Linked DNA regions of Homo sapiens: region 2 is linked to region 1. A link is a loop called in an ENCODE intact Hi-C map of the cell type or tissue named here. Cell type or tissue: endothelial cell of umbilical vein. All regions are shown on one strand. Each heading gives the region's core, and the rest is flanking DNA. Links, peaks and the distances in the headings are about the cores only. Region 1 overlaps LINC01476 (long intergenic non-protein coding RNA 1476). Region 2 has its middle 44 kb from the start of YPEL2.

Region 1 (15,002 bases), core at 3,760-7,759:
TCCTCATTTTATATTGCTGACCATGTATCTTCTCCTGAAGACCAAATACGAAGAAATACACAAGGTGGTAGTAATAATTTTTAATGGAATTTGAGGAAAGCTAGAATCTCTTTTAATATTGTACTGTTTTTGGCTGGATGCCGTGGCTCAAGCCTGTAATCCCAGCACTTCGGGAGGCCGAGGCGGGTGGCTCACAAGGTCAGAGTTCAAGACCAGCGTGGCCAAGATGGTGAAACCCCATCTCTACTAAAAGTACAAAAATTACAGCACGCCTGTAATCCCAGCTACTTGGGAGGCTGAGGCAGGAGAATCACTTGAACCTGCGGGGCAGAGGTTGCAGTGAGCCAAGATTGTGCCACTGCACTCCAGCCTGGGTGACAGAGCGAGACTCCATCTTGAAAAAAAAATTTTTAAAAATTAAAAATATATATATATATATAGTACTGTTTTTATTGCTAATTTGACCTTTAAATAACACTTTAAAATTGCAGTGTTTCCAGATTTGAGGTCTCTGGGCATCTAGCAGTTACTAGCAGTTTCCAAATTGGTACATCTATATGTCTATCTATAGATCCTGGCACAGATACTGCCTGCTTTATACAAAGTACTGTGCCAGGAGTTCCTACTGTCACAGGCTTTGCTCTTTAATGGGGAAATGTCACAAATGCTACACTAGAATTCTCAGCAGCTCTGACCTACTTGACTGCCTCCTCTTCTTGTCTCCTATGCCTTCTAAGATGTTGGTCTCTGCCAGTTCTCCTAGCTGTTCTCTGGACACCTCTTTTTACTTTCCTTTTCTGGCTCCTCTTTGATCAATTCATTTATGTTAGTGCTCTATAGGGTCTGTGCTGGTGTCTCTTATCTTCTCACTTTCCAGCTGTACTTGGTGGGTGTGTGCCCTTTATGTCCATAGCCTTGGCACCTATTTATTCCCAGCTCAATCACTAGCCTCCAGCTCTCTCATTAACTCTAGGCAGAGATTTCCAACTGCCAGTGGGGCTTGTCCACTTGAATGTCGTGCAGGCATCTTAAACACAGCATGTCATTATCCTGTCTTTATCTTTCCTCCTGTTCTTCTATTCCCTACTGTGGTTAATGGCACCTTTGTTTCCTCAGCTGCATGGACTAGTGACTTCTAAATCATTCTTTTATTTATTTATTTATATTTATTTATTTGAGACAGGGTCTCACTCTGCCACCCAGGCTAGAGTGCAGTGGCTTGGTCATTGTGCACCGCAGCATCAATGTCCTGGGCTCAGGTAATCCTCCCACCTCAGCCTCCTGTGTAGCTGGGACTCCAGGCACGTGCCACTAAGCCTGGCTACTTTTTTGCTTTTTTTTTTTTTTTTTGTAGAAATGAGGTTTAAGCCATGTTTCCCAGGTTGGTCTTGAACTCCTGGGCTCAAAGGACCCACCCACCACAGCCTCCCAAAGTGTTAGGATTATAGGTGTGAGCCACCACACCCAGCTCCAAGTCATTCTTAATGCCTTCTTTCCCTACATAATCTTCCTTCCAAACAATAACCAAGCTTTGTTGATTTAATCTCTCAGTTCTTTCTTGAACCCATTCTGTTCCCTCTTTTTCAGTCATCAAGATGTTATCACTTCTCACCTAGATTAGTGAAATAGCGTTCCTGTTGATTTCTTGGCCTCCAGTCCTTCCCCACTACTACTCTTCCTTCAGACTGCTTCCAGAACGTCTTTCTAAAGCCCAAACTTGATCTTCTCAATCATTTACTTAAAATTCTTCAACAAATCCTTCTGTCTACACAGTTCAAAGCCCATAGCAAGATCTATGAAGCTCTGTGTGACTTACCTTTTAGCCCACTTATGTTTTCAGCCTCCTCTGCTGACACTCTCCCCACATACCCAAAGATCCCCACATACCAAACCACTCAGCATTTCCTCACACACCATTCTGGCTCCTCTTTCAGGGGCTTTCCAGCTACTTTGGAAATCCAGCCTAGGAAACTCCTGTTATTGTCAAGATCCACTCAAATATCACTTCTTTTGTGAAGACTTCACCTCCAAGCACTCAGGGCATATTTCTATTATAGCACCTCTCATGTTAGATAATAATTTTTTTTTTTCTTTTAGAGACCAGGTCTTGCTCTGTCAGGCTAGAATGCAGTGGCACAATCATAGCGTACCATGACTTCCAACTCCTGTCCTCAAGTAATCCTCCCTCCTTGACCTCCCAAAGTGCTGGAATTACATGTGGAAGGCACTGTGCTCAGGCTATAATTATGTTTTTTATGCCTCCTCCCCTCCTAGACTGAGCTACAGAAACCATGTCTCACTCTATTTTGTATCCTGGCCCTTGACACAATATTTAGCACATATCAAGCCTTGCATCAGTGTTCAAGGAGTAACCAAATAATTGAATGAATAAATAACCGACTGTGATACAAGTTAGAATAAGAGCAGTAGGCAAGGTGCAAATAAACTGCTGCTGTAGGGCGTTCAGAGGACTGGGTCACATTTCTTTGAGCAACCAAAAAAGACTTTGTATAATTGATTGCCATCTCTCCACTTAGCCCTATATATTTGTTTATGACTTAACACAAAGTCGGTTCATTCCATCCCAGATATAGCCCACTTCTTCTCCAGCCTCCACCCAAATACTGAAACTAGTTTTCTCTTTTCTGTCTCCTGTGTAATAGTAGATCTTTAGTTCATTTTAGCTTTGCATATAATTTTTATAATCATTTACCTATTTATAAAGGGAGGTCCCTTCTTTATTCTAAAAAGGATTTAAGTGCCTGCCTCATAAACTGATTGTGTGTTTTTATTATAGCTTCTTGTATAGAAGATACCTAAAAAGTGTTTGCTGAATGAAGAAATAAAGGATTGCTCAGGCACCACTGGCACTTTAAGTTGTTCAGCAAGTACTCGTGCCTCTTAAGAACTGGCCAAGGGCCGGGCGTGGTGGTTCATGCCTGTAATCCCAGCATTTTGGGACGCCGAGGCGGGCAGATCACGAAGTCAGGAGTTCGAGACCAGCGTGGCCAACGTGGTGAAACCCCATCTCTACTAAAAATACAAAAACTTAGCCGGGTGTGGTGGCCTGCGCCTGTAGTCCCAGCTACTCGGGAGGCTGAGGCACAAGAATTGCTTGAACCCACGAGGAGGAGCTTGCAGTAAGCCGAGATCGCGCCATTGCACTCCAGCCTGGGCAACAGGGCAAGACTCTGTCCTGAAAGAAAAAAAAAAAAAAAAAAAAAAAGAACTGGCCGAGGTCTTAGCTGGAGCACTCTCTCTACCCTGCATGTTTGACTGCATTTCTGTCCATTTTCAATCCGTTTTGGTTATACGTTTTTTCACACAGGTCTGTTGAACTTAGAACACCGAAGGCCTGTGTATTTTCATGGCTCACAGCTCATGTTGTGTTGACCTGCCCCACTGTGGTTAATGTTTAGCCCCTAAACCACCAGCTGAATGTCCTTAAATCTGAAAGAATAATGAACACACGCCAACAGATAGCTTAGGTTTATTTGGTGACTTGCGCCACATACTTTGCGAATATCATCTCAGTCATCCTTTTAGCATCTCTCTCAGGCACATACTCTCCTCTGTGGTGGCTCATGCCGGTAATCCCAGCCCTTTGGGAGGCCGAGGCGGGCAGATCACTTGAGGCAAGGAGTTCGAGACCAGCCTGGCCAACACGGTGAAACCCCATCTCTACTAAAAATACAAAAATTAGCCGGCTATGGTGGCATGCGCCTGTAATCCCAGCTGCTCGAGAGGCTGAGGCAGGAGAATCATTTGAACCCAGGAGGCAGAGGTTGCAGTGAGCCTAGACTGCACCATTGCACTTCAGCCTGGGTGAGACCCCATCTCAAATCAATCAATCAATCAATCAATCAATCAATCAATAAGGGAAAAGCTATCACACAGCAGAATACAGTCCAAGGGTAACTACTGAAGGGCCAGATCAAGGAGCAAAGTCTATCATGTATCAACCTTTACAGTGTCCCCAAGGGTCAGCTGTGTATAGGGGCCCACACAGAATTTGGAATCCAAATACATCTCTGGATCCCCAGGCCTGTGTTTGACTCGCCAGGTAGTAATGAGATGTCTCCATTTTCTGCAGGCTGAATGATTCCCTCAGAGCAGAAGTATAAGCATATTTATTGTTTTTCCTTCTATCATAAACAGTTATTAGTTGTGGCCCTTTCTCCCTTCCAAATAGGTGCCCAAATTTCTGGAAGTGGAAAGGGCCCAACTTTCCCATATCAGGGGGTGGGCCCCACTGGGCGTGAGCCAATCAGTGTCTTCTGTCCTGTGAGCTCCCGATTTATGCTGGTCTATAACCTGAGATGGCCTTCTCAGGATGGACCTCCAGGGATTGCTGGAACTTGGACTCTTGTCAGCCTGGTAAATGGTATGTCTTAGATCTGCTGCAGCCGTCGTGGAAAACTTGAAGCTGCCAGGAGAGAGGGGTTCCAACATGTGGTGGCTAAAGAATGAATCCAACTCAAAGGAAGCAGAGCCAAGAAATGGATCCATGCTGTTTGAATCTTGGATCAAATTGTGCCTGGATCTCCAGTGAGACAATAAATTCCTGTATTACTCAAGCCTATTTGAGATTGTTTTCTTTCACTTGAAACATTAAACTTTTAAATTGATACACCCTAGTTAAATTATAAACTGTGTGACAGCAGGGACTGTGTCTCTCTCTTTTTTTTCTTTCTTTTTTTTTTGTTTTGAAACAGAGTTTCACTACCGTCACCCAGGCTGGAGTGCAGTGGTGTGATCTTGGCTTACTGCAACCTCCGCCTCCTGGGTTCAAGTGATTCTTGTGCCTCGGCCTCCCAAGTAGCTGGGACCACAGGTGTCTGCCACCATGCCTGGCTAATTTTTTGTATTTTTGGTAGAGATGGGGTTTCACCATGTTGGCTAGGCTGGTCTCAAACTCCTGACCTCAAATGACCAACCAACTTGGCCTCCCAACATGCTGGGATTACAGGCGTGAGCCATTGCGCCCGGCCCAAGACTGTTTCTCTTGATCACTTATGTGTCCCCTGGCACGTGGTAAGGATTCAATAAATAACTTTTGAATGGATGCATTTTAGCTGCAAGGAACACCCATAAACTCTCTTTTACTCAGCTGACAGCTAAGGAATCTGGTGTTATATAAGAAAGTGATGATGTGGATCTATAAGTTGGACCTTACCCCAACACTGGGATTTTTCTAATCACAGGAAATCTTCCAGTAAATATGTTGGGGTCTTTGAGGAGGCCCCAAAATAGCAGTCTGCTCCCTTCTCTGTGAATTTTGAATTGAATCAGAAGATAGCAGCAAGCTAGATGAGGACCAAAAATAACCTTTTCTACTGATAAAGCTGATATTAGAGAACGTGGCTTATATCATCAGACAATCGAGCTTCCCGATACTCAACTTCAGAGTTAGGCAGACTTGGCGGCTCGATGACAGGCAGCTGAGCTGGAATGGGCCTACTCTTCCCACCCCACGGGAGCGAAGCTTGCTCCCAAGAAGAAAAGAGAGGATGATATAAGGCACAGTTCCTCCTTCCAAACTCACCAGTCATATTAAACCACTCCTCCTTCTCAGGGAAGAGGGGGCGGGTGGAGAGAAGCAAGGAGTGTTTGGACTCCTTTCAGAAGAAAGAAAACATCAGGAGTGGAAAGACCCAGTCTCCCTCACACACACACGTGTGATTTGGTCAGGTCATTGATTCTACTTTGTTTTCAATCAAAATGGGTGATATTTCCAAGTGGTGGGATACGTTTGCTGTCTAAAATATAGAATAGCTCACATAGAATAGCTCCATAGAATAACTCACACATCACAATATCAAGCTCCCCAAGGAGTTAGAGATCTTCATTTAAAATTATGCAAAATTCAAAAGAAGAAACAAGAATTCACGACGAAATTACACAATCAGGGGCACTAGGTGGCAATAAGCCTTTTGCTCTCTCACCATGCCCATCAAAGGCATTTCAAGAGCACTGAAAGCTCACACTCTTCCCACGCCGACTGTCAGTTTCTTTCTGGATGATCTCAGAGCCACACAGAGCATTCTTAGTCACTGGGAGAACAGAACCAAAGCTTAACTCCTTGGTGGCACCAGGGGAAATGGCACTTCAAGTTGGATTCCAGGAAATCCAGGGAAACACTTGACATAGGAAGTCTGCGACCACATTCCCAGTTTCCCCAGTGTCAAGGCTGGGGCCATGAGCATTGTTCAAAATACTCAGGCCTGCATTGTGTCTGTCTGCCACATGCTTTTGGTTTTACTCACCAGGGCACTTTTTCCTGTTTCTGTTTTTTGGAATTTTTTGGTTTTGCTTTTTAAGGTAAACATGTACCATCTAGGCTTCAAGAAACTTCCTTGAATAAACATCGTTTGTCGATTTGAAGTTTGATACACAAACTACCAGCTGAATTGGACAATCATAACCCCCCAAATGAGCCAAAATACATTTAAAATTCAACATGGATTTTCCTAAAACTGGTATTGGCTGTTTAATGTGACTGAGCCCGGTGAGAAACAGGATGCCCTGAACTCAGCAGAGATCCCCTCTGTTCTTGCTGCCAAGATAAAGTTTTGCTCTAATCTTTTTTTTTTTTTTTTTGATACGGAGTCTTGCTCTGTTGCCCAGGCTGGAGTGCAGTGGCACGATCTCAGCTCACTGCAACATCCGCCTCCCGGGTTCATGCCATTCTCCTGCCTCAGCCTCCCGAGCAGCTGGGACTACAGGCGCCCACCACCACGCCCAGCTAATTTTTTGTATTTTTAGTAGAGACGGGGTTTCTCCATGTTAGCCAGGATGGTCTCGATCTCCTGACCTCGTGATCCACCCGCCTCAGCCTCCCAAAGTCCTGGGATTACAGGCGTGAGCCACCACGCCCAGCCTGCTCTAATCTTAAGTAGCTTGCTGGTGGACTATTTGCTGGAGGTCACTAAGTAGACTTTGCTGGCCAGTCTTGGGAGAGAACCCAGGCTGACAAAGGAAACCTCGAACACAGCAAGATTGAGACAATATGTTCCCATCCTCTCTTCTCAAATGTAAAGCTATTTTCTCATCTATTACCTGCCCCTATTTTTACCATGAGAAGCTCTCCAATGCCACTTTAGCTATCGATAATTGGCAGTGAGTTTTGCAATTAACAGCTGCCCAGAATCAATTCCAAGGATGCGCAACTGAAACCACTTTTAAAAAGGCAGAGTTGGGGATTACTCAGCTGCCTACCTGACCTCCAATCCTTTTTCTTACCCCATACAAACCATTTGCTGGAAGAATCTGAAACTTGAACCACGTACCTAAATGCCCAGTTCTGGGTATGGGGTAGATATTTGAGAAATACTTCGATTGATTGATGTGTGCCCGGGGGAAGGGTACGGGCAGATCCACAAGGAGTTGCTGTGTAATTCATAGTGAGGAGTGGCTCTCCTGCTGACTCAAGACTCCTTTCTTATTTCAGGCCAAAGACTCCAGGGACAGATTTGGGTTAGAAACCTGGCCTCAGGGAAAAGCAAATGAAGCCTGTTCATTCCCCAGAAGAGAAGCAATAGAGAACTGCTCACCGTGATGGGCGCACCTCAGCTTTGCTAATTTATCGTCCTCATGAACCGCACCAGCAAGGGGCCTTCTATGAGGCCGAACTTCCCACTCACCCGAGCCTGTTGGAGACATGACCCAAGGCTTTGGGGGCTTTCTCGCAGCTTCTGCTTAAATGGAGGCAAGGAGGGAGCCAGTCCTTTCACCATGACCTCTAAATGACTCCAGTGCTGAAGGCTGTGGGGCCTTCGATCACTCGAAAACTAGGAGACATATATTTTTAGACACATGCTGTCATCTGGGCAGCCTTAAGTAGATGTTTTCTCTGTCTTTCCTCAGATCTAGTGGGTTTGCAAGAAACCCTCCCAGGGCAGCAGCCTTAGAGGAAGTGCCTGCTAATGCAAGAAGGAGGGCAAGGGGGACAGCAAGCTGGAGCCTGGAGCTGCTCATGCGCTTGGAATCCTCGGCGGGCGCAGGCGGGGATTTACGGACCTGCCTTTTCCCTCATCATTCCGCAGGAAGCTTCTTTAAATGAGCCTCAGCCCAGCAGCTCTCATGGGGCCTGGTGTTTATAGTGGAGACTGAGATAAAAGAACCGTGGAGATGCCAGCCCTGGATATCGACCCCACGGTCCAGGAATCATCAACTGGGCCCGAGGGCAAATTGTGTTCTGTTTTCTCTGTGCGAAATGCCAGAATGCTCCTGCCTCGAAGAGGTTGACTCTGTTGTCAGCTGTGGGAAAAAACAGCCAGAGTTGCTATTTACACCCTGAACTGCAAGCTGGGTAAAAATAGCGCTAGCAGCTTGGTCCAGCTTCAAACCCCACTGCAGAGAGATTATTTTTGGAAGAGAAGATTTTCCTCCCCACCCACAGATCTGAAAATGGTCACCTCCCCGGAAGAAAGGGGGAGAGATGATCCCACGCAAAGGTGAAACCTACCCCCTTCCCACTTTCCCTGCCCAGGACAGCACATCAAGAGACAGACAAGAAATGCCCTCCCCTGACAGCAGGTCAGGCCCAGCACAGCCCTGCAGCTGACCTAGTTCAAGGTACAGTGAGAATTAATTAACTTTGACTAAGTGAGAGGAGGCAGCTTTCTGAACCTGGATGCTGCACCATCCTGTTGCTTGTTATGGCTAAAGGCAGAAAAAATAATTGATCAAAAGAGTACGCAAGACCCCAAAACAATAGCTCAGAGCCTGAGGGTCAGGAAATTACTCTCCAGCCCTCCCACTCCGGATAGGCCGTGATACGGCTGTACAATGATGAACAAATTCCCAAAAGCTTGGTCTGGTCCTGCTTCTGTGTTGAGAACCCCTGGCAGCTGGGGGCTGAAAATTCTTCCCTCAGCTACTTGCTAGAGCTCAGGACCCGGTGTCTGGAGTTCCAGAACCTCCTTCAGGTTCAGGAAGTGATCCACATGACAATCAGTGGAAGAAAAGTCATTCCTTAATAGCATGCCCTTTATTCTGTAAAAAGATATTTTATAGGTACATCTAAGTATGTGGATTATGCTATCTTAGAACTCTAAAAAGATATACACATGTGGATAGTTCTTATCAGGTAAAACTATATTAAGACTATGTGAAAAACAGCAGAGAAAAATACCAGATCCATGGTGTCATGAAATTGTTCTATAATCTGAAAGCACCCAGGCTGCCCAGAGCTGAAACCAAGAGGTGCTTAATAAGTATTTTTAGGGAGGAAGAGAAAACACCTCCCACATCCTACCTCCATCCAAACCTCCTTCTACGGAGATCCAGGAACCAAAATGAATCTTCCAGTTTGAGAAGACATACCTCGGCATCCCCACCCACCTGATAGAAAGGCGAGAGAATGACATAGCGCTCCCCCAACCTCTCAGCACCCCCTACCCAACACACCAGATCTTCACTACCCTGGCCTCAGTGTGAGCTTTGGGGTAGCAACAAAGTCGGGGACACCTGGGTCTAGGTAGAAGTGGCACAGATGGGCATGTGCCAGGGGCACAAGGGCAGCTCATGCCTGGCTTCTCCTCCGGCGGCAGACAGACTGAGGTTTTAGTCTCGTCATTGTCACCTGCTAGCTGTATGACCAACTCACTTCACCTTTTTGAAATCTGTTTTCCTCGCTAAGAGGGCTGATACCACCCACCTGCTGGGGTTGGTGAGAACGAGCTGAAGCAGCACGTGTGAAGGCTGTTTGGTGGCTGCTGCAGAGTGAGGGCTATTGTGCATCCAGGGGCAGTCCTGTTTCTCCGGGGCATATCCTGGGCCAGATTCGGGGATCTGTCTTACTTCCAGCTACCTGACGATGGGGAGTCTACCAGACGGCTAAAGTCTGAACTCTCTGAGAAATGCATGGCATTGACAGAAATTGCTAAAAATGTCCTTTCTCCACAGTGTGAGGCCCTCCTGCACCCTGCCCTTCATTTACCGTGGCCCTTCACCTGAAATGAAAATGGTCACCTCCAAGGAGCCAGAAACAGAATCTCCCTAATTGGGTGTCTCTGCCAATGGGGGTTGTCCGGCCAGCTAAGGGCTGGCTCAGCACAGGCTTCTCAGCTGAGGGAGGTCACGGAAATGGAGTCCCAGTGCCCCTTTCCAAGTCTCATCTACTCATGACATCGGGAGGGAAGAGTTGCTGCTCTGCTGAGTCATAGCTATTTAAGCTATCAGTACTCCGGGCTCGGAGACTCCCCAAGGACCTGGGAAAGACAGCTCAATATCCCTTTGATCAGGACTGCTTCGGGTTTCTATTTCCAAAGTTGAGAAATCCAGATAATGCTGACTCCTGCCCAGGAACGAAGTGAGCTCAGGTCTCTCTCACTGACCTCCTGCTGAGAATTGTAGGCCAAGGTGGCCGGGCTCTCCCTTCCAGCCTAAGTCAGCTTCCTTCTGAGTCAGCATTCTTCACCTCCCTATTAATAGCCACTGCTTTGGCTGACTCCATGCACAGTATGATTACAGTTTAATAATACGTCTCAAACCAGGAAGCAGTCACCTTCCTGGAGCTGGGCTGTGGAGGGCCCCCAGAGCAGAGGCTCCATCCCAGAAAGCAGAGGCCAGAACAGCTGCAGAGAGGCTGGGGAGACAACGTAATTGGCCTGCAAGACAAGTCACTGCTTTGGGGGTTCTGTCTCACTGAGCTTCCTTTTGTTTAGGGCAGGAGACATGGACACAGGCTAACTTTCATTTTATTCTCACAGATATTCTTGGGCAGGACTGAAAAAGTGTGGCTATCTTATCCAATTATGCAGACCCCTCAGCTCACTGGAACGGCCAGTTCTAGGCCAACCTGGGGTTAGCCCCTTCCAGTGTCACCTTTTCCCTGTCACGACAGTAACACTGTGGCCTACTTAAAGAGGCTCAGGGCCAGGTGCAGTGGCTCACACCTGTAATCCCAGCACTTTGGGAGGCCAAGGTGGGCGGATCACGGATCACCTGAGGTCAGGAGTTCAGGACCAGCCTGGCCAACATGGTGAAACCCCATCATTACAAAAATACAAAAATTAGCTGGGCATGATGGCGGGTGCCTGTAATCCCAGCTACTCGGGAGGCTGAGGTGGGAGAATCACTTGAACCCAGGAGGCAGAGGTTGCAATGAGCCAAGATCGAGCCACTGCACTCCAGCCTGGGCAATACAGTGAGACTCTGTCTCAAAAAAAAAAAAAAGGATCAGATTGTCCAGATGGGATGGGATGCTGAGACCAGATTGAACCCCAGCAAAAAATAAATAATTTTTTTTCACTTCACCCCTCTTCCCTTTCTCTGTTTCTCCCCAGGAAAGGCAAACAAGCTAAACGTGCTTTAGCATTAGATCATACTGAGAAGCAATGAAGTCAGGCCACCCGGTAATTTGTTCCAGACTTCCCATCCCTTGTGGGCCCTGAATGGGCAAAACATACAGGTTTAGGAGCCAGACATCCTGGGTTCAAATTCTCACTTAGCCTCTGAGCTGAGAGGGCTTAGTAAATTTACTCCACTTTTCTGAACCTCCATCTTCTTATGTATATAAAAGGGATAATAATATATCCTGAAATGATTTTAATGCAAATGAAATGAGACAACTTTAAAAAGTATGCCAAGTACTGTGCCTGGAGTATAGTAAGTGATCAATAAACTGTCTTAATTTCTCTTTTCAAAAAATAAAAAATGGGGAAATGTGAGGACAAGCCAAGATCATCCAAACCCCTCACACTGGTGGGAAAACATGACCAGCACCTCTCAGTGTGCAGGCCCATGATGTAAACGTCTGTGGTATGAGGGCCCATGAGAACAAACAGAACGTTGTTTCTCTCCTCTGGATTCATACCATTCAGAAATTCCAAAGAGTGGCACAATCTGGACCGTGACAGGTTCCACTGAAGCCAAAGTGAGGCGTCTCCTGGCTCCATTTATCCTCCCTGTTAACAGTTCTCAGAAGTCTCATAGTTCATAGGCTGGGCGTGGTGGGTCATGCCTGTAATCTCAGCACTTTGGGAGGCCGAGGTGGGCAGATCACCTGAGGTCAGGAGTTCAAGACCAGCTTGGCCAACGTGGCAAAACATCGTCTCTACTAAAAATACAAAAATTAGCCGGGTATGGTAGCAGGCACCTGTAGTCCCAGCTACTGGGGAGGCTGAGGCAGGAGAATCACTTGAACCCGGGAGGTGGAGGTTGCCGTGAGCCAAGATCGCACCACTGCACTCCAGCCTGGGTGACAAAAGGGGACTCTATCTCAAAAAAACAAAAAACAAAAAACAAAAAAGTCCCACAGTTCATAAACAAAGGATGGCACCATGAAAAACACAGGCAAGCCGAGGGTACAGAAGGGCTTCCATGAGGCTGGGTGTTTATCTATATTTCAAGGTCCCCCTTAAAAGAAACAGGTCAGCCAGGCCTTTGGGTGAACCCTGCTATCAGGAAGGCCAAAGGAGAAACAAAATATCATGGGTGCCCTGTTTTTCAACCTGCTGAGAAATAACCTGCCCCCAGACACCTGATTATTAGATGACAAATAATGGTCTCTTTAGCCCAGTCCCAGTTGGCGTCCCTCAGCAGCCTGCAAGTCTGGGGTGGGTGGGGGTGGGGTCGGACTTTGTTCTTGCCACAGCTCTCTTCCCTCTTGCTTGCCAAGAGCTCACATATATCTGATGGGAGCCAGCCAGCACTGCTGGCAGCACAAAGTGGGGCCAGCCCCCCCATGACCTACCCTCACCCAACATTGCCCCCAGCTGACTAGGGGCTTCTGTGGCAGAGGAGAGAGCGGGCACTGAATTGACTTGGGCTCATTGCCATAGAGGCAGCCCAGAATTCCCCTCACCTCAGTAGGCAAAAGAGTGGTCCTTGTGTCCTTTGTGTTAACTCTAACCTGGGTTCTACCTACAGGCAGATGTTGAGGGGGATGAGAACGCTGTCTTTTTTTTTTTTTTTTTTTGAGATAGGGTCTCATTCTGTCACCCAGGCTGGAGTGCAGTGGTGCAAACACAGCTCACTGCAGCCTTGACCTCCCTGGGCTCAGGTGGTCCTCCCACCTCAGCCTCCTGAGTAGCTGAGTCTACAGGAGCATATCATCATGCCTGGATAATTTTTTAAAATTTTTTGTAGAGACAGGTTTTCGCCACATTACCCAGATTGGTCTCAAACTCCTGGCCTCAAGTGATCCTCCCCTGTCAGCCTTCCAAAGTGCTGGGATCACAGGCATGAGCCACCACACCCAGCCTACACCATCACTTATTTACATGCCACAAAGACCGCCCAATTTAAGGATCAGCTACCCTAACACCATTCACTCCTGCTGCCACTCAGCAAATAGTTTTTGAACATTTACCTTGTGCCAGCACTGTTCTAGGTTCTGAATGCACATTGGTGAATAAAACAAGATTGTCTCTGCCCTAGGGGAAGAGCCAGACAAAGAACTTGAAAATTAATACATAAATAATTGCAAATTGTGAGCAATGCTATTGAGAGAAGTACTTGGGGACAGTGATAGAGAATAACGGTGGTGAGGGGAAGGTGTCTGATTTAGATGAGAAGGTGAGGGAGGACCTCTCTGAGAAGGTGACATTTAAGGACTTGGGATTTCCTCTTTCTCCTCAGCTAAAAGTTCTCTCAGTGAAAGGCTCTGAGAAGAATGAAAAGGTACTTCAGCCAGAGGTGCAGTAAAAAGCATTCTGGAGACTGGGCATGGTGGCTCACCTCTGTAATCCTAACATTTTGGGAGGCTGAGGCAGGAGCATTGCTTGAGCTCAGGAGGTCGAGGCCAGCTTGGGCAACATGGTGAAACCCCATCTCTACAAAAAATACAAAAATTAGCCTGGAGTGGTGGCACGCACCTGTGGTCCCAGCTATTCGGAGGCTGAGGAGGGAGGATCACCTGAGCGCAGGAGGTTGAGGCTGCAGTGAGCCGATATCACATCTCTGCACTCCGGCCTGAGTGACAGAGTGAGACCCTGTTCCCAAAAAAAACAGCATTCTGGAAGGAGAGCAAGGGCTACAGAACCCTCGTTCCAAGTTTCCTGCTGTGGATGCATTTACCCTTTCTGCCCCATGCTCAGCATCCATCTTTCCTCCTTCCCAGGGCCTTTCTAGCACCTTGTCCTGTCCCCTAGCATGTTCTCTTCTCTGTGAGGACATTGCTCTTCCTTGCATGACATCTGACATGGACATACTGTCTTTGAAAACACTTTTTTTTTAAGACAGAGTCTCACTTTGTCACCAGGCAGGAGTGCAGTAGGGTAAACTCTGCTCACTGCAACCTCTGCCTCTTGGGTTCAAGCAATTCTCCTGCCTCAGCCTCCCAAGTAGCTGGGATTATAGGTGTCCGCCACCATGCCTGGCTAATTTTTGTATTTTTAGTAGAGACGGGGTTTCACCATGTTGGCCAGTATGGTCTCAATCTCCTGACCTTGTGATCCACCCGCCTTGGCCTCCCAAAGTGCTGGGATTACAGGTGTGAGCCACTGTGCCCAGCCTGAAAACACTTTTCTCTAGAGACCCTACAATCCTGGCCTTGAATCTCTGCAAGTCAAATAGTTCTGATCTGTAGGAGATAAAACTTGCCATTCCTCCTGGGCCAGCAGGCTGATTACAGAATCTGCTTTCTATAACTCTTTATCTCAGGACTGTTTTCCCAAATTAGCATTAGCTAGGTGGCTATCAGGCCATCTGCCCCGAGTTAAGGAGTTGGCCCCGAGATTGTTGTGAAAGCAGCCCAGACATTGCAGCCAAACAGACCTGGGATGAATCCTAGCTCCTTCTTTATCAGCTTTGTGACCTTAGGCAAGTCACAGGGCTTCTCTGGGCCTCAGGTTCCTTACATGCAAGATTAGGAGGAGGATAACATCTACTCCCGCAGAGTTGGCACAGCAATTAGCTAGGAGGCATGCAAGATGGATGGAAGTCATATGTACTCCACGAATGGGAGTCTTTGTTATGACATCAACTATAAAACAATCTGAGTAGAATTTTGGCAGTGCCTTTTATGAAGGTGACTGATTGCTCCATTAAGAATG
Region 2 (15,002 bases), core at 4,995-8,994, 140 kb after region 1:
GCACACAAGTTGGATTAAAATTTCAGAATGGACTTTCAGAACAGGAACCTTGTCTGCCTTTTTCACTACTTTATCCATAGAACCTAGCACATTGTAAACACTAAAATATATAGATATTTTAGGAGACGGGGTTCCGCTATGTTGCCCAAGCAAGTCTGAAACTCCTGGGCTCAAGCAGTCCTCCCACATCAACTTCCCAAAGTGCTGGGATTACAGGTGTAAGCCACCATGCCCGACCTCAGATAATTTTTTTTTTTAATTGGGAGAGAGTCTCACCCTGTCGCCCAGGCTGGAGTGCAGTGGCTTGATCCTGGCTTACTGCAACCTCCGCCTCCTGGGTTCAAGCAATCCTCATGCCTCAACCTCCGGACTAGCTGGAACTACAGGTGCCCACCACCACACCTGGCTATTTTTTGTATTTTTAGTAGAGACAGGGGTTTCATTAATTTGGTCAGGCTGGTCTCAAACTCCTGACTTTAGATGATTCTCCCGCCTTGGCCTCCCAAAGTGCTGGGATTACAGGCGTGACCCACCGTGCCTGGCCCAAAGACTGCTGATTATATGAGAAGAAAATAAACCAAACCAAACCAAACCAAACCAAACCACAATAAAAACCAGAGTGCTCTTACTCAAAGGAAGCTATTTTCTTTTTCTTTTTCTTTTTTTTTTTTTTTTTGAGACGGAGTCTCACTCTTTCACCCAGGCTGGAGTGTAGTGGCGCGATCTCGGCTCACTGCAAGCTCCGCCCCCCGGGGTTCACGCCATTCTCCTGCCTCAGCCTCCCGCGTAGCTGGGACTACAGGCGCCCACCAGCTCGCCCGGCTAATTTTTTGTATTTTTAGTAGAGACGGGGTTTCACCGTGTTAGCCAGGATGGTCTCGATCAAAGGAGGCTATTTTCTTTTCACCCACTAAACACTGAAGGAAGTTCATAGATTTCTTAGCTATTTCTTCTAATTGCAAATATGGGACTAATTAAATTATCTGAAATATTAACCCTGAAGAATTCTGTTGTTGTTGTCCACCCAAAAAGAGACTTTCCATAACTCAGTTTCTCTTTTCTTGCTCTTTTCCACTTCAAGTTTTAATGAGCATCTGCCATGTGCCTCATATGCATTTTGCCAGGTTGGGAAAGATGGAAATAGAGGTGGATAAGATGAGTTTCTGGCGCTCCAGAAGCTCGGTGTAATAAAAGGTCTTTCTGTACGTCACTGCAGTACCCAAAGGAAAGTGGAATTTATATACCTGCTCTACATATTTTAGACAAACAGAAAAATGTAAGAAATCTCTGCTCTACTGAATAATGCGTACTTCAGTTTTGTGACACAGAAATTTCAACAAAAATACTTTGGAGTTTTATGATATCATTTAAAATCTTTTTAAGATTGTTGCCTAAGTAGTCTCAAGAGAGAAATAGCCAGAACACCACCAGTTCTCAAAAATATCAAGTACAAATGTACTTAACTATCAGAATAAAATTTTCCTTATGTCTAGCATAAAAAGGGAAGGAGATATAGAGAAAGAAATCAGAGCTCCAGGCTCTCTCTAAATTTAGGTACAAAATATTAATCCTTGTTGTATATATCATGAGCTATGTCATCAGAAAACTCCACTCTGTGATTTATTTGATGATCAACCTTGAGCAATTCTTGGAACTCTGAGGCTGTATTTCTCTGTTTATGTATTTATTTATTTATTTGAGACGGAGTTTTGCTCTTGTTGCCCAGCCGGAGTACAATGGTGCCATCTTGACTCACTGCAACCTCTGCCTCCCGGGTTCAAGCGATTCTCCTGCCTCAGCCTCCTGAGTAGTTGGGATTATAGACATGTGCCACCATTCCCGGCTAATTTTTGTATTTTTAATAGAGATGGAGTTTCCCCATGTTGGTCAGGCTGGTCTCGAACTCCTGATCTCAGGTAATCTGCCCACCTCGGCCTCCCAAAGTGCTGGGATTACAGGCGTGAGCCACAGTGTCCAGCCTGCTCTATCTCTTAATGCCTAGAATGAAGAATAAAGTAAGGTAATATATATAATGCCTTGCAAAGTGTAATTGCCCATCAATCCCTTGCAAGTAGGGACTGCATCTTATACTTTATAAAATCTTCAACCTCTAGGACAGTGCCTGGTACACAGAAGACACTTAATGTTGCTTGAAGGAATAATTCACTATATAAATATTAGTTCTTACACAGCTACTTTCAGTATAACTTATGGATTAATAGTAGGTTAGTAACTAAATATAAGATGACAAGTTAGAAACTGTCCTTAGGCCATTAAGCTCTTATTCTAAGTCTTTTCTTCTAAAATATGGCTTTCTGGCCGGGCATGGTGGCTCATGCCTGTAATCCCAGCACTTTGGGAGGCCAAGGCAGGAGGATCACCTGAGGTCAGGAGTTCGAGACCAGCCTGGCCAACATGGTGAAACCCCATCTCTACTAAAAATACAAAAATTAGCCAGGCATGGTGGTGTATGCCTGTAATCCCAGCTATTTGGGAGGCTGAGGGAGGAGAATCACTTGAACCTGGAAGGTGAAGTTTGCAGTGAGCCGAGATCACGCCACTGCACTCCAGCCTCGGCAACAGAGCGAGACTCTGTCTCAAAAAAAAAAACAAAAAAGATTTTCTTGAGGGTAGGGCCCAATTTCAAAGTTTTGTACACATTAGACATTCCATATGTGTTTACTAAACTAATGAAAATTGGATGTGCACATTGAGGGAAAAAGTCACTCCAATATGATACCTTTTATTTTGAAGATGATTTTACTGACAATATCAGTTGGATATTGTGCTTCAGATTTTCTCAACAGTTTACAATGAGCCAGCTGCACCATTTCTCTCTGGTTTCCTGTGAATAATGGCACACGTTTGTGAAGGCAGATTGCCAGAGTTCAGTGATATGGAACAGTTCTTCTCAGCAAGAGGTGACAAATTGTAATGTGGATCAAAGTCATACCAACATCTCATTAACTCAAGGTTCCAATTAATTAAACTGACCAGACTGGCCAGGTGTAGTGGCACATACCTATAATTGCAGCACTTTGGGAGGCCAAGGCAGGAGGATCATTTGAGGCCAGGAGATCAAGACCAGCTTGGGCAACATAGCAAGACCCCCCATCTCTACAAAAAAGAAGAAAAACTAGCTGGGCATGATGGCGTGTGCCTGTAGTCCCAGCTATTCAGGAGGCTGAGGTGGGAGGATCACTTAAGATCAGGAGTTTGAGGCTACAGTGAACTATGCTCATGCCACTGAACTCCAGCCTAGGCAATAGAGTGAGATCTGGTCTCAAAACAAATAAACAAACCAGGCTGTAAAATGGCAAAGATATGGGGCAATTACAGGACTAAGTAAGCCTGGAAGCTCTGAGGAAGAGAAGCAGTAAGTACACATTCTGAAGATTAACTGCCCTCAAAACTTTTGGTATATATATATTTTTTTCTTTTTCATATTTGATTTCCTAGAACTGAAAAAGTTTTGGTTTATAACAAGAGATTTATTTTAGAAGTTTTTCTCACTAACTTGCCTATTTATATTATTTTCCCCTATTACTTTTTTTTTTTTTTTTTTTTTTGACACAGAGTCTCACTCTGTTGCCCAGGCTGGAGAGCAGTGGCGCAATCTCGGCTCGCTGCAGCCTCTGCCTCCTGGGTTCAAGTAATTTTCCTACCTCAGCCTCCAGAGCTGGGATTACACCACCATGCCTGGTTAATTTTTGTATTTTTAGTAGAGACGGGGTTTCACCATGTTGGACAGGCTGGTCTTGAACTCCCTGCCCACCTCGGCCTCCCAAAGTGCTAGGATTACAGGCATGAGCCACCACTCCTGGCCTCCTGTATTATTTTTGGATTGTTCATCAGTTCCTTCTTCACTTTTATGAACTATCAAATGTGCTGCAATATTTTTCCCTGTCTTTTGACTTATGATATTTTTGGACATACAGGAGATTCAAATATTTATAGATTAAGATGTAATTCATACAGGCCGGGCATGGTGGCTCACACCTGTAATCCCAGCACTTTGGAAGGCCGAGGCGGGTGGATCACCTGACGTCAGCAGTTTGAGACTAGCCTGACCAACATGGTGAAACCCCGTCTCTACTAAAAATACAAAATTAACTGGGTGTGGTGGGGCATGCCTGTAGGAGTCCCAGCTACTCTGGAGGCTGAGGCAGGAGAATCGCTTGAACCTGGGAGGCAGAGGTTGCAGTGAGCCAAGATTGAGCCATTGCACACTCCAGCCTGGGCAACAAGAGTGAAACTCCGTCTCAGAAAGGAAAAAAAAAAAAAGATATAATTCATACAACATATGATTCCAGAAGATTGTGGGGAAAAGAAAGAGAGATCAGATTGTTACTGTGTCTGTGTAGAAAGAAGTAGACATAGGAGACTCCATTTTGTTCTGTACTATGAAACATTTTTCTGCCTTGAGATGCTGTTAATCTGTAAACCTACCCCCAACCCTGTGCTTCCTGAAACACGTGCTGTGTTAACTCAGGGTTAAATGGCTGTGCAGGGTGTGCTTTGTTAAACAAATGCTTGAAGGCAGCATGCTCGTTAAGAGTCATCACCACTCCCTAATCTCAAACCACTCCCTAATCTCAAGTACCCAGATACACAAAACACTGCGGAAGGCCGCAGGGACCTCTGCCTAGGAAAGAGACCAGGTATTGTTCAAGGTTTCTCTCCATGTGATAGTCTGAAATATGGCCTCGTGGGAAGGGAAAGACCTGACCATCCCCCAGCCCAACACCCGTAAAGGGTCTGTGCTGAGGAAGATTAGTAAAAGAGGAAGGAACGCCTCTTTGCAGTTGAGATAAGAGGAAGGCTTCTGTCTCCTGCTTGTCCCTGGGCAATGGAATATCTCGGTGAAAAGCCGATTGTATATTCCATTTACCGAGATAGGGGAAAACCGCCTTAGGGCTGGAGGTGGGACATGCTGGCAGTAATACTGCTCCTTAAGGCATTGAGATGTTTATGTATATGCACATCCAAAGCACAGCACTTTTTTCTTTACCTTGTTTATGATGCAGAGACATTTGTTCACGTGTTTACCTTCTGACTTTCTCTCCATTATTATCCTATTATCCTGCCACGCCCGATAATGATCAACAAATACTAAGGGAACTCAGAGGTCTTGGCCTCTGATTACCTTAAGGAAACTGAAGCAGCAACCCTTGATAGCTTTGCTCAACCTCAGGATTAGAGACCTGAAAAATCTAGTGGCCCTAGGCCCCCTCTTTGTACTTGTATCCAAGGGCAAATACAGCTCTTATTTAGTTAAGTCTCAACTAGAAGATCTGGAAGATTTATTTTTGACTCCAGATTATTGGGTTGGACAACATCAGATAGGACTGGGCCAGTATGAGCAGAGCCGTGTTTACAACCTTGCTCTCCTCCCCTGGAGTCAAAGTTCTTTCTCCTCAAAGTGTTTTTCAAAGACTGCTGGTTATTTTATTGATTGATTGATTGATTGACTGATTTTGAGATGGAGTTTCGCTCTGTCGCCCAGGCTGGAGGGCAGTGGCACGATCTCGACTCACTGCAACCTCCGCCTCCTGGGTTCAAGCGATTCTGCTGCCTCAGTGTCCCGAGTAGCTGGGACTACCGGTACACACCACCACACCCGGCTAATTTTTGTATTTTTAGTAGAGACAGGGTTTCACCATGTTGGCCAGGCTGGTCTCAAACTCTTGACCTCAGGTGATCCTCCTGCCTTGGCCTCCCAAAGTGTGAGAATTACAGGTGGGAGCCACCGTGCCTGGCCAATTGAGCGTATTTTTTTTTTTTTTTTGAGACAGAGTCTAGCTCTGTCGCCCAGGTTGGAGTGCAGTGGCATGATCTCGGCTCACTGCAACCTCCACCTCCCAGGTTCAAGCAATTCTCCTGCCTCAGCCTCCCGAGTAGCTGGGATTACAGGTGTGCACCACCACATACGACTAATATTTGTATTTTTAGTAGAGACGGGATTTCACTACGTTGGCCAGGCTGCTCTTGAACTCCCAACCTCAGGTGATCCTCCTGCCTCAACCTCCCAAAGTTCTGGGATTACAGGCATGGGCCACCACACACGGCCATCAGCCTAATTTTTTTTTGAGTCAGAGTCTCGCTCTGTCGGCCAGGCTAGAGTGCAGTGGCACCATCTTGGTTAACTGCAACCTCCGTTTTCCGGTCTCAAGCAATTCTCCTGCCTCAGCCTCCCGAGTAGCTTGGATTACAGGTGTGTGCCACTACGCCGGGCTAATTTTTGTATTTTTAGTAGAGACGGGTTTTCACCATGTTGGCCAGGCTGGTCTCCAACTCTCTAACCTCAAGTGATCCACCCACCTTGGCCTCACAAAGTGCTGGATTACAGGCGTGAGCCACCTTGCCCGGCCTATCAGCCTATTTTTTAAAAGAATTTTTATTGTTTCATTTTCTTGATATTTAAATCTTTGTTCCATTTGAGATTTGTTTTGTTTTGTTTGTAGAGATGGGGTCTCCCTATGTCGCTAAGGCTAGTCTCAAACTGCTAGGCTCAAGCCATCCTCCTGCCTTGGCATCTCAAAGTTCTGGGATTACATGCCTTAGCCACTTCGCCCAACTAGGTGTAGTTTTAATATCAATGTTGGCCGGGCAGGGTGGCTCACGCCTGTAATCCCAGCACTTTGGGAGGCTGAGGAAGGAGGATTGCTTGAGGCCAGGATTTCCAGCCTGGCCAACATTGTGAAACCCTTGTCTCTACTAAAAATACAAAAATTAGCCCAGTGTGGTGACACACACCTGTAATTCCAGCTACTTGGGAGGCTGAGGCATGAGGAGTGCTTGAATCCAGAAAGCAGAGGTTTCAGTGAGCCAAGATTGCACCACTGCACTCCAGCCTGGGAAACAGAGTCTGTCTCAAAAAAAAAAAAAAATATATATATATATATATATGTGTGTGTGTGTGTGTGTGTGTGTGTGTGTAAATATCAGTTGGCCAGTTTACACATAAGTTTATCAAATTTATTTTGACCTTTTTTTTTCTTTTGGGGACAGGATCTCTGTTGCCCAGGCCGGAGTTCAGTGGCACAATCATGACTCACTGTAGATGCCTGGCTAATCAAAAAAAAAAAATTTGTTAAGACCTGGAGTCTCGCTGTGTTGCCCAGGCTGTTATGGAACTCTTGGCCTCGAGCCTTAGCCTCCTAAAGCACTGGGATTACAGGCATGAGCCATAGAGCCTGGCCTGTTTTTGTATTTTTAAAATAGTAGCCATTCTTATAGGTGTGAGTGGTTGTAATAACTTTAAAAAACAAGTTATTTGGGAGAAGTTATTCCAAAAATGAATGAATTTAGAAAACTATAATATTTTCCCTAGGGAAATGTCATACTTCTCAGCTTTCCTCATCTGAGTCAAGAGGTTTCTTTCTTCTAAGAGGATATCATTTATCTTAAGTTTCTGATAGGTTAAATTTGGATTGTTCTTAGTGATCAGTAGGACCAGGTGCATCCTGTTATATTTTGCAAAAGTGCCTAAATGTTTCTTATTTCAGAATCACATGACCTAAAAAATGATGACTGCAGGCATATCCATCAAAAAGGGAAATGAATCAGCCACAGAGGAGAAGGGTGTTGGTTGGGCATGGTGACTCATGCCTCTAATCCCAGCACTTTAGGAGGCCGAGGCAGGAGGATTGCTTGAACCCAGGAGTTTGAGACCAGCCTGGACAACATAGGGAGACCCTGTCTCTACAAAAAAATGCAACAAAAAATTAGCCAAGGCAGGAGGATCACTTGGGCCTGGGAGGTCAAGGTTGCAGTGAGTTATGATGGTGCCACTGCACTCCAACCTGGGTGACAGAGTGAGATCTTGTTTAAAAACATTAAAAATAAAAAAAGAGAAAGAGAAGGGTTAGGAAAGAACTTGTGAAGGATTATATAGTTCATCTGTACTTTCCGCATAAGTAGACACAACTATAGACTCATCATCAGTAAATTTTACTATTTGGCCTCCAAGAGAACAGAAGACAGAAAAGGTGAAATGCCTGTATTTTTAAAAATTCAAATTTCTTTCTTTCATAAATATGATGAAAATGGTTAGAATGAAGAAGTGAAAAAAATTCTCTCCATAACACCATACAGCAGTTGTATTAGACATCAACGTTAATATTAAACATTAAGCATCAAACGTTAGTGTATTTAATCCAAAATCTTACTTGGAAGAGAAAGGAAAACAATCACATGAGAGTTAATTTTCTTTTTTCCTTTTTTTTAAGAGAGTTGCCCAGGCCGGAGTGTAGTGACATGATCATAGCTGACCGCAGCCTCAAACTCCTTGACTCAAGTGATCCTCCTTCCTCAGCCTCCCGAGTAGCTACGACTACAGGTGTGCACCACCATGCCCTGCTAATTAAAAATTTTTTTGTAGAGAGGCTGGGCACGGTGGCTTATGCCTTCAATCCCAGCACTTTGGGAGGCTGAGGCGGGTGGATCACAAGGTCAGGAGTTCGAGACCAGCCTGACCAACACGGTGAAACCCCTTCTCTACTAAAAATACAAAATTAGCCAGGCATGATGGCATGTGCCTGTAGTCCCAGCTACTTGGGAGGCTGAGGCAGGAGAATCACTTGAACCCGGGAGGCAGAGGTTGCAGTGAGCCGAGATTGAGCCACTGCACTCCAGCCTGGGTGACACAGCGAGACTCTGTCTCAAAAAAAAAAAAAAAAAAAAAAAAAAAGTTTTGTAGAGTTGGAGTTTTGCTATGTTGCCCAAGCTGGCCTCGAACTCCTGGCCTTAAGCAGCCCTCCTGCCTCGGCCTCCCAAAGTACTGGGATTATAGGCATAAGCCACTGCATTCAGCCAAATTTTATTTCTTTTACGACACTCTTTCCAAAGTATTATTTAAGAAGTTCAGTGACAAAGGTTACGGAGAAAGAATAGCAGCGCTTGTGTTAAAAACAGCTTTGAACTTGCTCTCTCAAGATTTAGGATTAAAGGCTGGGGACGGTGGCGCACGCCTGTAATCCCAGGACTTTGGGAGGCGGAGGTGGGCAGATCACTTCAGGTCAGGGATTTGAGACAAGCCTGGCCAACATGGTGAAACCCCGTCTCTACTAAAAATACAAAAATTATCCAGGCATGGTGGCAAGCACCTGTAACCCTAGCAACTCAGGAGGCTGAGGCAGGAGAATCACTTGAACCTGGGAGGCGGAGGTTGCAGTGAGCCGAGATTGTGCCACAGCATCCCAGCCTGGGCGACAAGAGCAAAAACTCCGTCTCGAAAAAAAAAAAAAATAGATGGGTTTGAATGCCAGGTTTGTCATCTTACTATCTGTGCAATTTTTCGTGAGTCTCTCAACCCATCTGAGCTTCTATTTCCCCATCTATAAATCAGAAATAATACTACTTATCTCGTAACACTATGGTGAAGATTAAATAAGATGATGAGTGTGATAGCAACCTGGCATACAAAAGGTACTAAATAAAGGTTAACTGAATTCCTTCCTTCAAAGTAGGGTTGAAGTTGTCTAGTCATTTTGTTGAGCCTAAGGTATGCATACTTGGGCTTGGGATGTTTCTCACTTGATCTTAGCCAAAAGGCTGAGAAGTGATGGATAATGTTTCTCAAAATGTGAATTGAATCAGAATGTTTCACATTCCCATTGGAAATCTGTTTCCTTCTCAGTTTTCTCCATCTCAGTAAGTGACCCCACTATTCATCTATCTAGTTGTATAAGCCAAACCAATTCTGAGTGTTGAATGACAAATGTTTAATATTACTTTGTTCTTACCTGGGATTTCTTAATTTCTCAAAAAGGTAGTGGTATAGTTTTCCATCTGTTCCCACAGGCAATGGTTTCAGTTATTCATGGGAATAGTAGCTTGATTCCTATCTCCACAAATGCTATTAATAGTGTTTAAGTAAGGGAACAGTAAGTACATTTGGCATATGGGAATTTTCTGTTTTGTAGCTTTTATTTGGAAAGTTTACTTTCTATAGCATAACATTGCAACTGCCCTTTCTCCCGGCTTTTTACGTTTCTCTCAGCATTGAATGGTGAATGGAAGAAAAATTAGAAAAGTGAGAGTGAGTTGGAAGGTTAAGGAGACCCAACCACATCACTTCTAGCCAGGTGACCCTGTAAATTCCCTTTGAAGGTATCATCTAACTCACAGTTTCATATAAAAAACAGGAAGGTGATAATCTCAACTGCTCTACCAGGTTGTAGTAAGAAACACAGGAATACATGTAAATGTGAAGAAAAATTTAAACTTCACATAAATGTAACATTTACCGTTTTTTAACAATGCCCAAACTTTCAAATTCACTATTCCTCAAATTAATCAGAATTTAAACATTTGAGGCTGGGTGTGGTGGCTCAAGTCTGTAATCCCAGCACTTTGGGAGGCCGAGGTGGGTGGATCACTTGAGGTCGGGAGTTCAAGACCAGCCTGGCCAACATGGTGAAACCCTGTCTCTACTAAAAATACAAAAATTAGCAGGGCATGGTGGTGCATGCCTGTAATTCCACCTACTCGGGAGGCTGAGGCAGGACAATCACTTGAACCTGGGAGGTGGAGGTTGCAGTGAGCCGAGATCATGCCACTGCACTTCAGCCTCGGTGACAGAGTGAGACTCTGTCTCAAAATAAAGAATTTAAACCTTTGAAAAGTTTATTTCCTCCCCCTAGTGATCTAGATTGTTTGTTATCAATACTCTAAATCTCCAAGTAGGTATCCAAGGAAACAAAGAAATACACAACCTCTTTCTGACAATCCCTGGCTACACTAGATTTCTTCTCTCTCCTAGCCCTTCTGTGGTCAGCTGCAAGTGCTGCCTTTTCCCCTTCCCATCTCTGCCTCCTCTCGCACATAACCAATCTCCAGCTCTCTGCTTTGACCCCCATCCCCACCTGTTATGAACTAAATTGTGCCCCCCACGCCCCCCTCCCCCACCAAATTCATATGTGTAAGCCCTGACCCCCAGTGTGACTGTATTTGAAGACTGAGTCTTCAGCAGGTATTAAGGTTAAGTGAAGTCATAAGGGCGGGCCCTAATCCTATAGGACTGATGTCCTATAAGAAGAGTAACAGACCACACTAGTTGGCTTTACTACTTTATCCTCTTTCAAGTGCAAATCATCCCAGTCTTTCTTTTTTTTTTTTTTTTTTTTTGAGATGGAGTTTTGCTCTTTTTGGCCAGGCTGGAGTGCAGATGGCACAATCTTGGCTCACTGCAACCTCCACCTCCAGGTTCAAGCAATTCTCCTGCTTCAGGCTCCCGAGTAGCTGGGATTACAGGCCTGCACCACCACGCCTGACTAATTTTGTATTTTTAGTAGAGATGGGGTTTCACCATTTTGGCCAGGCTGGTCTCGAACTCCTGACCTCAGGTGATCTGCCCGCCTCGGCCTCCCAAAGTGCTGGGATTACAGGCGTGAGCCACGGTGCCTGGCCCATCCCAGTCTTTTATACTTTTCTTCCCATCCTTCCCTGAAGTATGTATAAAAAAGATACCTCTTCCTTCTCTCAGCTCTGGATAACTTAACTAGACCATAAGTACCAAGGGCAGGAAATGTTCAGTATGATTCACAGGTGCTTGGCAAGGCAGGCATTCAGCGAATCTAAGGATTCGTTGAATAAATTACAAGCCACACAGTCTTGAAGCGATCATTGCTCACATGTCCTCTCTCTCCAATATCTCCAATCTCTCCACTAGCTCCTTCTTGTTTTCACACATTTATAAGCCTCCCACATAGAACACAACTCACTTGATACTGCTGCCCTTTCAGATGTCTTGATTTTCTAATTCCTGTGAATAAGTGGCTGATTTTTACTAGCCTCATTTAGTATAATTCAGTCCTCTTGATTCCTTTGCAGTCTCATATCAGTTCCATCAACTATAGAGATAATTGAATCATAGTTACAGAGGCCTCCTTTTGAAACAAATGCAGGCCAGGTGCGGTGGCTCATGCCTGTAAACCCAGCACTTTGGGAGGCCAAGGAGTGTGGATTGCTCAGGAGTTTGAGACCAGCCTGGGCAGCATGGCGAAACCTCATCTCTACAAACAATACAAAAATCAGCCAGGCGTCATGGCGCAAGCCTGTAGTCTCAGCTACTCTAAAGGTTGAAGTGGGAGGGTCGCTTAAGCCTAGGAGGTCAAGGCTGTAGTAAGCCATGAGGATGGCACGGCACTCCAGCCTGGGTGACAGAGAGAAACTCTATCTCAAAAAAAAAAAAACAAAAAAAACGCAGTTATCCCTTTTCTGGCCCTTAATCTCAGTATTCTCTTTTGGGCATTGATGATAATCACCTTCTTTCTTTCTTTTTTTGAGATGGAGTCTTGCTCTGTCGCCCAGGATGGAGTGCAGTCGCACGATCTCAGCTCACTGCAACCTCCTGAGTTCAAGCAATTCTCATGCCACAGCCTCCCAAGAAGCTGGAATTACAGATGTGCACCACCACACCGGCTAATTTTTTGTATTTTCAGTAGAGACCAGGTTTCACCATGTTGGTCAGGCTGGTCTCGAACTCCTGACCTCAAATGATCCACCCACTTCAGCCTCTCAAAGTGCTGGGATTACAGGCTTGAGCCACCGCGCCCAGCCTACCTTTTCTCTTAAATTCTGTTTTCATGGGGTTGAAAACATACTCTCCCTTGCTTCTATTTCTCAGACCACACCTTCTCTCCCTTGAGCATATTCCAAACTTGACTTTCTGGGTCATTCTTTTTCCTACTGAACTCTTCCTTCAGCTTTTTCTCTTAATTTCAATGATTAACTCTTTTGTTGATGACTTGTGAAATCACAACTGAGTTGAATGATTTCATCTTATTTTTTTCTGTATTTATATATTTATTTTTTTGAGACAGAGTCTCGCTCTGTTGCCCAGGCTGGAGTGCAGTGGCACAATCTTGGCTCACTGCAAACTCCGCCTCCCGGGTTCAAGCGATTCTCCCACCTCCGCCTCCTGAGTAGCTGGGATTACAGGCACCTACCATCATGCCCGGCTAATTCTTGTATTTTTGTAAAGACGGCATTTCACCACGTTGGCCAGGCTGGTCTCAAACTCCTGACCTCAGGTAATCCACCTGCCTCGGCCTCCCAAATTGCTGGGAATAATGGCGTGAGCCACCGCGCCCAGCCTTCTTACCACAATTAAAAAAAAACACTATTAACATTGGCAGATAGCATTTCAGACCTTTAAGATGAATATTTTTTATTTACACAATACACAATTTTGTGGCTTAGTGTTTTCACTTAATATTCTCATATCACTAGATATAGAACATTCATATTTTACAAGGATCTATCATAATTTATTTAACCAGTCCCTTGTTTTGCGATTTTGTTTTTTTATTTTTATTTTTATTTTTTTGAGACGGAGTCTTGCTCTGTAGCCCAGACTGGATCTCGGCTCACTGCAAGCTCCGCCTCCCGGGTTCACGCCATTCTCCTGCCTCAGCCTCCCGAGTAGCTGGGACTACAGGTGCCCGCCACCACGCCCGGCTAATTTTTTTGTATTTTTAGTAGAGACGGGGTTTCACCGTGTTAGCCAGGATGGTCTTGATCTCCTGACCTGGTGATCCGCCCGTCTCGGCCTCCCAAAGTGCTGGGATTACAGGCGTGAGCTACCACGCCCGGCCATACATTTTGTTAAATAAACTTAAAAAAAAAAAAAAAAAAAAGGCGGGGCATGGTGGCGGGTGCCTGTAGTCCCAGCTACTCGGGAGGCTGAGGCAGAGCTTGCAGTGAGCTGAGATCCAGCCTGGGCAACAGAGCAAGACTCCTTCGCAAAAAAAAAAAAAAAAAAAAAAAAAAAAAAAAAAAAAAAAAAGTCTAATGTGAAAATGTACATGACCTAATTTTTACATCATAGTAAAACAGGACCTATAGAGAGAGGGCATAGGTTTCTCTGCTGAACAGCCATTATTTTTACTCATTCCAAGGCTTCTAACATGACGATACTATTTCCTCATATTACGTCCATTCCAATATTGTTCTGTTGCCTACTAGTCGCCATCTCCACACATTCATCTATCACAAGATTCATAAAGGGATCAAATCTTCACAATATGTCTGCCATCATTTAATTTCAATGATAATTTCTTGTTCATAAATTTTTTCAACTGGGGAGAATGAGGTTTGCTCATGGTGTCTGCTCTGTGGGCTCACAGATGCCTTGGAATGGAATGCACGGCCTCCCTCACTGTTTCGTTGCTGTTTTTTTATTTTTTTGAGACAGAGCCTCGCTGTGTCACCCAGGCTGGAGTGCAGTGGTGCAATCTCGGTTCACTGCAACTTCTACCTCCCAGGTTCAAGCGATTCTCCTGTCTCAGCCTCCCAAGTAGCTGGGACTACAGGAGCCTGCCACCACGCCCAGCTGATTTTTTTTTTTTTTGTATTTTTAGTAGAGACGGGGTTTCACTATGTTGGCCAGGCTGGTCTTTAACTCCTGACCTCATGATCCGCCCACCTTGGCCTCCCAAAGTGCTGGGATTACAGGCATGAGCCACCACGCCCGGCCTCCCTCACTGTTTTTTGTTTTGTTTTGTTTGAGATGAAGTCTAATTCTGTCAGCCAGGCTGGAGTGCACTGGTGTGATCTTGGCTCACTGCAACCTCCGTCTCCCGGGAGGTTCAAGTGATTCTGGTGACTCAGCCTCCCAAGGAGCTGCGACTACAGGCCCGCACCACCACACCCATCTACTTTTTTTTGTATTTTTAGTAGAGACGGGGTTTTGCCATGTTAGCTGGTCTGGAACTCCTGGCCTCAAGTGATCCGCCCGCCTTGGCCTCCCCAAGTGCTGGGATTACAAGTGTGACCCACCATGCCTGGCCTAACCAGTCCTTTAATGTTGTATATTTAGGTTGTTTCCAATTTTTCACTCTGCATATGTATCTTTGGACACTCATCCTATTTTTTTCTTGGAATATTATTCCTAGCACTGGAATTTCTGATGAAAGGATGTATTTGAAGGTACTGTCAAATTTATCCTAGAAGTGTTCTGCCAAGGCCAAGTGTTGTAGCTCACACCTATATTCCCA

What was found. Peaks named below come from ENCODE experiments on the same cell type or tissue, not always from the same donor. Only the 100,000 strongest peaks of a DNase experiment are listed, where the experiment ranks them.
Region 2: a loop joins it to region 1, with 13 times the contacts of the local background. A loop is called at or near these places in 1 of 110 quality-filtered maps.

What each region holds. Positions count from the first base shown.
Region 1 is chr17:59,418,716-59,433,717 of GRCh38, reverse strand. LINC01476 (long intergenic non-protein coding RNA 1476) reads left to right here. Exons shown (of 3, transcript NR_110813.1): 3 at 2,798-2,849. Among named protein-coding and RNA genes, the nearest start is that of MIR4729, 60 kb to the right of the region's middle. RefSeq lists a silencer at 5,875-6,004. In endothelial cell of umbilical vein, for the core only: no CTCF peak of the experiment used is centred there; DNase peaks (open chromatin) are centred at 5,697 and 6,187; H3K27ac peaks cover 3,110 bases.
Region 2 is chr17:59,280,234-59,295,235 of GRCh38, reverse strand. It overlaps the pseudogene SNRPGP17. Among named protein-coding and RNA genes, the nearest start is that of YPEL2, 44 kb to the left of the region's middle. RefSeq lists an enhancer at 4,321-5,168. In endothelial cell of umbilical vein, for the core only: no CTCF peak of the experiment used is centred there; a DNase peak (open chromatin) is centred at 7,485; H3K27ac peaks cover 1,709 bases.